3 separate regions of the Mus musculus genome follow, and regions 1 and 3 are each linked to region 2. The links are chromatin loops, found by intact Hi-C in ENCODE. Cell type or tissue: heart. All regions are shown on one strand.

What was found. Peaks named below come from ENCODE experiments on the same cell type or tissue, not always from the same donor. Only the 100,000 strongest peaks of a DNase experiment are listed, where the experiment ranks them.
Region 1: it touches region 2 in a loop (4-fold over the local background); 9 of 42 quality-filtered maps call a loop at or near these places.
Region 3: it touches region 2 in a loop (2.4-fold over the local background); 5 of 42 quality-filtered maps call a loop at or near these places.

What each region holds. Positions count from the first base shown.
Region 1 is chr7:145,113,734-145,116,233 of GRCm38, reverse strand. No RefSeq gene overlaps it. Among named protein-coding and RNA genes, the nearest start is that of Gm46023, 46 kb to the right of the region's middle. In heart, a CTCF peak has its summit at 1,359 (motif pointing right); DNase peaks (open chromatin) are centred at 1,363 and 1,913; H3K27ac peaks cover 744 bases.
Region 2 is chr7:145,029,776-145,032,275 of GRCm38, reverse strand. No RefSeq gene overlaps it. Among named protein-coding and RNA genes, the nearest start is that of Gm46023, 38 kb to the left of the region's middle. In heart, a CTCF peak has its summit at 1,266; a DNase peak (open chromatin) is centred at 1,235; H3K4me3 peaks cover 937 bases; H3K27ac peaks cover 2,445 bases; H3K27me3 peaks cover 314 bases.
Region 3 is chr7:145,242,294-145,244,793 of GRCm38, reverse strand. It overlaps a transcript of Tpcn2 not described here. Among named protein-coding and RNA genes, the nearest start is that of Smim38, 35 kb to the right of the region's middle. In heart, no CTCF peak of the experiment used is centred here; a DNase peak (open chromatin) is centred at 1,463.

The sequences.
Region 1 (2,500 bases), 84 kb before region 2:
AGAGGCATGTTTATGTGCTCACCCACATCTGAAGTCACCTCAGGTGCCATCCAGAGCCCAAGCATAGCAGAGAGAGGCCTGAATGCAGGTGGGTTCCTGGGGCACACACCATAGGTCTGTTGCACCTCGGTAGGCTGCTCAGCGGGCCCAGGACTCACCCTGAAGATCAGAGAGGTGGTGTGGAGAGCTGTAGAGGGATTTCTTGTCCCTCCTCAGTCCCTGGGAGAACCCACACCCGGGCCCTGTACTTTACATCTTTGACTTATTTTGCAATGTAAGAACATTCGAGAGCAACAGTCAAATCTGTGTGGGTAACAGGCATAACACTGAGGACCAGCAAGAAACAACCCCAAGGGGCCAAGAATGCAGGCAGGTCTGAGGTGTGAGGTGTGAGGTGTGAGCAAGGCTTTGAGAGAGCGGTACAGAGTGGAGTCAGTGCTGCTCTGATGGCGCAGCCAGTTGCCCTCTAGGTTTAGCCGCTATCTTGTAAGGTGACTTAAACCTCTCTTGGCCTCACTTTCCTTCTTGAGGTAAGAGTAGACAGAATTAATTCTGTCACTATAGGTGCATGTTCAGACCAAGTTGTTTCCACCATTATAACCATCATCATCATAACTACCACTATCAGCATCTCCATCATCTCTGTCATTATCACCATATTGTCATCAGCATTACCATTATCACTACCATCACCACAATCATCACCATCACCACCATCATTATCTTCACCATCACTAGCAACACCATCACCACCATCATTATCTTCACCATCACTAGCAACAGCATCACCAATATCACTATCACCACTATCACCATAACCATCACCATAACCATCACCATTACGATCGTCACTATCATCAGCATCCTAACCACCATCACCATCATCAGCATAGCAGTCACCTCTATCACTATAACCACACTCTCCACCACCATCATCACCACCACCCCCACTCCTCAACTGGTTAATAGTTAGTCTAGCACACACTTTGAGTATAGAAGACAGAAGAGAGAATTGTTAAGTGACAAATTCAGATTTCTATGTCCTTCCCTCCCAGTAGGACTCATTTGGGCTGTTGGGGGTCACAGAGGCAGACATCAGCACAAAGACATGAAGTTGGCTAATCAAAGTGTGCTTGAGTCTCAGGAGACATGCCGGACTCTGGGATTGTGCAGTAGACGCAGGTGGGATGAGGCACCATCCCACAGAGAGAAGAGCTATGGGAGGCAAGCCTGCCGAGTTCTCAGACCAGCATCTCCCTCTGGCTAGGTGACCTCTTCTCTCTCAGCCTCTGCTCCCATCTCTAAAATGGGGACACACTGAGACATCAGGCTCTGCCCTTAACAAGCCTCTTGGGCCTTCCCTGAGCAACCAGTAGGTGGAGCTGATGGGCAAGTAGGAAGGAAAGGGGGGTCCTGTAGTAGGAAGAATTCTGGGAGCAGTCTAGTAGGGTCTGGGAGGCCTAACAATACTTCCTGAGGACACAGGAGCCACATTACCTCTCTGGGTAAGGGTACCAAAGCAGCCATCCACAGGCATTCCCAGTGTTCCCTGTAAGGAGTCACACCCTTCCTGTGGCAGCCAGACACTGGGTAGGTTCTGGATGTCCATCTCTCTACCTCCATTTTGGATTGGTCCCTGAGCCTCATTATCCTCCCTTCCCACTGTTTCTGCCCAGATGACCAGCTCATGGGAAACTCATCTCCTATCCTAAAAACCCAGCAACAGAGGACATTTCTGGAGGGGGGAAGTGAGACATTGTCTCTGCCATATCCAGGGTTCCCAGCCCTGGGGGCAAAGCCAGGCCCTAATGAGGCCCGTGAGGCCTATAGTCCCTGCAGAGCATTGGCTGGTTCAGGGCTACAGTGCCACCTCTGGTTGCAGACAGTGTCAGCCGCAGAGCTCTTGATGGGCTCTTGCACATGCTTTCTGCTCTCCTTTCTTCCCTGGGGTTTCCTTGGGATCTGACCTTTGTCTGTTGATCTGGCCACCACAATGTTCTGAGCAGCTGGGGGTGTAGGGCTGCCTGAGCCCTGCCCTGTTCCCTCTTTTAGCAACAGGCAGAGCACATTAAAAGTATTTGCCAAGCCCTCGTTGGATTGGGGATGCCCGGGATAAGATTGGAATGGGGATGGCAGATTGCTGATTGAGGCCACAGTGGGACTCATGGAGATTTCTGTCTCCATGGCTGTCCAGAAGGTGAACAAGAGGCTGGGGTGGAGGACCCCCTCATCATCCCGCCGCTTTGCCTGCAGCTTCTATGCCACCCAGCTCCCATATTGCCGTGCACACCCATATGAGACCTGAGGGCCGCAGCTCTTCACCATCTGTGATGGGAACAGTTGTAGCCCCGCAGGCTGTATGGGCAGCCCTAAAGTAGGTTCCCTCACTGGCTAAGGTTGTTTTAAAGCCAGAAGGTGCAGTGTGAGTGAATGACTGACTGACTGACTGAGTGAGTGAATGGATGAATGGCCCCTCACCTCTAGGGTTCTAAGGTCACTG
Region 2 (2,500 bases):
AGTTTGGAAGCCTTCCTGGGAAGGACAGACACACAATTTGCACTGGCCTCTAGCTTCTGAGCCTCTAGACAATAGCACAGCCAAGGGGGGGCCCAGAATTCCACAGCCCACTGTTGGAGGGGAAAAGACAGAGGCCTCTCCTCCCTACAGAGTGAGGCCCTCCTCTTATGGAATGCTTGTGTGGGGCAATGCGCAGTTTGTTTGTAAAGTAGCCCTGTGGGGCCTGGATGGAGGGCTTTGCAGTGAGAGAGCAGGGGACCTGTTAGGTGAGTCCTCACCTTGTCCCCTCCCCTCAGTGTCCTGAAAATTGAGAATGAGAATCAGGCCTCGGCAAGGTGAATGTCCCCCTGATGAAACAGCCCACCAGGACCCCTCAGGGACCCATAACTCATTCCATTCCTGGGTGGTGGCAAAGTTGGTAGTGACCTGGGGACAGAGAGGCTCTCATGCTTTACAAGGCACCAGGAATGACAGACAGCAGGGGTGCAGTGGCAGGCACTCCAGGAGCATTTGTGGGGAAAACAAACAAACAAACAAACAAACAAACAAAAACCCACAAAAAACAAAACAAAAAAACAAACAAAAAACCGTGCCTGCTTCACATCAGCAATCAGAGCCTGCTTCCCTACTCAAGAGCAAACATGTACTGCCCAGATTGTCGGGACTCCAGTCTCCAAGCCCCAGTCTCCCCAACCCCACCCGTGCACATGCCAATGGTAGCAAGTACCAAGCCAATGACTGACTGATGGAGTGACCAAGCAGGCTGACCAAGCGCCTGTACAGTGTCTGCAACAGTGAGTGGCTTCAGGAGCCCCTACCCTAAGCTAAGGCAAACCCACCGTCCCCAAGACATTGTCTGGGGCTCTGCAGCACAACCCACGAAAGGGCCCAGAACCTGAAGCCAATCTGAAACACAAGCAAAAAAAAAAAAAAAAAAAAAAAAAAGTAGTCGGAACCAGCAAGCACTCTTCCAGACAGAAGATCTTAAGCGCCAATCCTGACGGCCACAGGCAAGCCCACAACTATTGTCCGGAACTGCAGCCAAGATTCGGAACGACACAATTCCTCTTCGGAGGAAGAGTGCAGGGAATTTAAAAATAAAAATAAATATAAAACCCCTCTCCCCCTCCTCCTCTCCTTGGGGGGAAGGGCTCGTTGCCATTCCCAGCTGCAGAACTGCTCAGGCCCCACGCGGAGACCAGGAGGCGGCTGACGATGATTGGGCCTCGCAGCCGGCGGCTCAGCCAATCTGCTGTCTGGGAAGTGGGACCATTCATGAAAGCACTGCGAGGCGCGGGGTGCGGGCAGCGCTGGGTTGTGGTGGATTCCTGTGGTTCCGCACTTTGCCACCTGGCCTTTGGCCCTGGCCTGGTGCAGGGCGAGTCCCTCGCAGGAAAGACCCCAGTCAGAGGCTGCAGAACATGCAGGACCTTTTGAAAGTTTGCCCGGGCAGGGCCGGGCCGCAGAGCCGGCTACTTCAGGGGTTGTGACCATGAAGTCATTTTTCTCCAGATTGGAGTCATGTGTTTTCAGTTCCCTAGTAGCCATTGAGTTCCCTCTGAGTCTGGGGCCCGCCCTAGCTGCCAGTAGGAGCATAAAGCTGGGGCCCCAACCGATTCCATCTTGGATTACTGGTGCTCAGGTTTACAGAGACCTCAGGAAAAATGTTTGGGAGGGAGTGGGCTGCTGCGGGCATGGCTTGACCTGATGCTTTTTAAATGAGTTAGCTAATTAGTAAATAAAACAAAACAAGGTCACAATCAGCCGAGGCTTACCTCAAATTCACAATGTAGCTGAGGATAATCTTTAATTTCTGATCCTTCTGCCTCTACCTCCTCAATGTTGGGATTACAGATTGCAAGTGTGCACCACCATTGCCTGATTTATGTATTGCTGAGTTGGAACCTAGGACTTCATACATGCTCAGTAAGCGTGCTATCAACTGAGCTATGTCTCCAGGTCCCAAGGCTGCTTCTGAGGTCTATGTACTGTCCTCCAGCCCCCAAGACTCTGGATCTGGAACTCAGACAATATCACTGCCAATGGGGTCCAGAATGCCACAGACCACTGTTGGAAGAGGAAAGACAGAGGCCTCTCCTCCTTGTAGGGCCATGTGCAGTTTGTTGTCTTGCAGAGCCTGACTGCACGCCCTTGCTGTAAGAGAGCGAGGGATAAGCCAGGTGACAACCGGTCCTCGGACAAGGTGAATGTCCCCCTGATGAAACAGTCCAGCAGGACCCATCAGGGACCCAGAACTCATTCCATTCCTGGGTGGTGGCAAAGTTGGTAGTGACCCAGGAGCAGAGAGGCTCCTGTTCCTTGCCAGGCAGCAGGTGCGACAAAGGCAGCGGGAACTATGGTCTCCAAAGCCCCATGTCCTTCTCAAGCATGGCCACCACACTGCTCAGTGGAGCCACTGAGCACGGGGACACACAGAATTTTCTCAATGGAAAGATTTCCTCATAGCAAGTATTTCGCCAGGGCCTCTTGGGTTGTGAAG
Region 3 (2,500 bases), 210 kb before region 2:
TGGGGATAGAATCTGCAGAAGTCTCTAGAGATCTTGAGGTGGAGTCACAGTGGGTAAAGGGTCAGCCTCACAGAATGACTGGTGTCTGTGTGAGGGGAGACAGAAGAGCCCTGTGGTGATGGAGGTGGACATCGAGTGATACAGGTATGTCTTGAGGGAGGCCTGGGAATCAGGAAGCTAGAGCTAAGGAAGGCTCCTCCCTGGGCCCTTTGGAGGGGTGGGGCCCAGATGTCAGCAAACTTGGATGCCTGGCTTTGCAAACTGTGAAGGGAGACAGTCTGGTCTGTGTACCCCAGTCGGTGGTGACCTGTCATAGAGGCTTGAGGCAGCTCAGTCCTCTGTGGGTGCTTCTTACCAGCACTCATGCTGATGATGGACCCTAGGCCACCAGACTCCTGAGGTGGGACTGGAAGTCAGTAGGGACAGAGTGGCTTAAGAGACAGTTTCTGTTTCTATGTAGTGATCTAGGGAAGCAGGTTCTGTCCATGTTGGCTTGTCACTTTGTTCTGAAGTGATAGCATTGGAAGATATTTGAGCTGGGCTAGGGCTACCAGTGGGACAGAGTGCTGTCCTCTGGTGAAAACACACTGTCCTGAGCTGGAGGGGTCCACAAGCAGGCACATGCTGGCTGGTACTCACCGCTGCCTGCTTAGATGGGGATTGTTCTAGACATTGTGGGTTGATCAGCCCCTCTGGGATCTGTGGACCTTAGATAGATGATAGATAGATAGATAGGTAGATAGGTAGGTAGGTAGGTAGGTAGATAGATAGATAGATAGATAGATAGATAGATAGATAGATAGATAGATAGATGATAGATAGATCAACCTACTTAATGGTGATTCTTAGGAGATAATATCTGGGGATTTCTCCAGGCCAGGGCACTATTCTGGGCCCCTCTCCCACTGCTTCTGTTTCCTTGTGTATAATTTAGGATTGACCTCACTGAACCCTGGACCTGTAGGCACTCTGGAGAGCACAGCTCCTAAGAAAGGCTTTGGATGGTATGTAGCATCACTGAAAAATGGCTGACAGAAGCCTGGTGTGACAGGGCAGCAAGGAAGGGGCTGCATTTCTCACGGGCTCTCTACTTGGCACACAGTTTGGGGGCTCCTTGACAGCACCCCCTTCACCTCTGCATCTATACAAAGGTGCTCCGTCCTGTGTTCACCTGTCTCAATGAGCATTTTAAGCAGTGTCCCTCCCCCAGGTGAGGTGTGCACTGGGACAGCTGGCACCTGTATGCAGACCCAGATGCCATTGATGTCTGAGGCCCCAGTAGAGCCTGCTGTGGGCTGGTGTCACTGGCACCTTGTAAACCCATAGGGCACCCAGAATTGGCTTGGGTAACGGGATGTGTGCCCTTCATAGGGTCCAGCTGGTAGTATGAACTGGCACCCAGAGGTGTTTTGCATACAGGTGAGGGCCTGGGGCAGGCGCAGATTATCCAGGAGATAGGAGTCCCAGACTAGGGTACCTGAAATCCCTGATCTGTCCAGCAGAGGACAGCAGAGCTCCAGCGGCAGTGGGTGGATCCTGTCCCAGTCCGCTCACCTCCCCACTCTAAGGCTAGACTGGTGGTTACCTAAATGATCTTTCCTTCCTATTTTCATAAAGGCTTCCTTCGCGGCTGGGCAGCTTTCCTTGACTGCAAGGCCCACGTGTATTGTCCTCTCTACTGTCCCCCCTTGCCCATCTGAATGTATGTGTAGATCTTCTGGCCTAAGGGACCCCAGAAGACTGTAGGGCAGGAGTGTGTCTCCAGGACTGTCTCCTCTCCCGGCCTGGCTTGTCCCTTGGTGTTCCTCTTGTCTGATGTGGTGTGTATTTAGGGGTCCCCTATCATGGGCTTTCTCTGGCTAGAATGTGAACCTCACCAGGATAGAGATGTAGTTTACTTTTGGCCAAGTCCCAGGTGCTCAGGGAGGAACTGGTATATAGAAAGATGCCCAGGAGGTATCTGATGGGCAGACTGATAGGTGGAGAAATGTGTGGGTGTCCACTTCTGGGTCAACCACATGGTTTCCACTGTGAGCTGCCGAAGGGGTCCAGTTTGGGATGCAAATCTGGCCATGTTCTGACATATCCTCTGTCCTCTATGGACATTGGAAAGTGTAGAAGGCACTGAACCCTGAATGGGGAAATGGTTGACCTTGGGCTGGGCCAGTGTTGGAACAGACTCTGGGGTGACAGTGACCACCATGGGGACTCTGACATGTGCAGTTTAATGTGCACACATGATTATCCTTATTTCCGTTTGACAGGAAGGAACTGGAGCTCAGACCTTAATAGATACCTTCCCCACATTAACATCCCCCGCCCTTTTCTGTGTGTATCAAAGCTGATGCCTCAAGAAAACAGAAACACTGGCCATGTGCGTGGACAGAGAAACCGCGATGGTGTCACTGATGTGGTAGGCAGCTCAGACTTGGCAGGGACGGGGTGGGCGAGGGGGAGGTGTGAAGTCACTGCCTCCCTAGGGCTCAGAGTTCATGGCCCA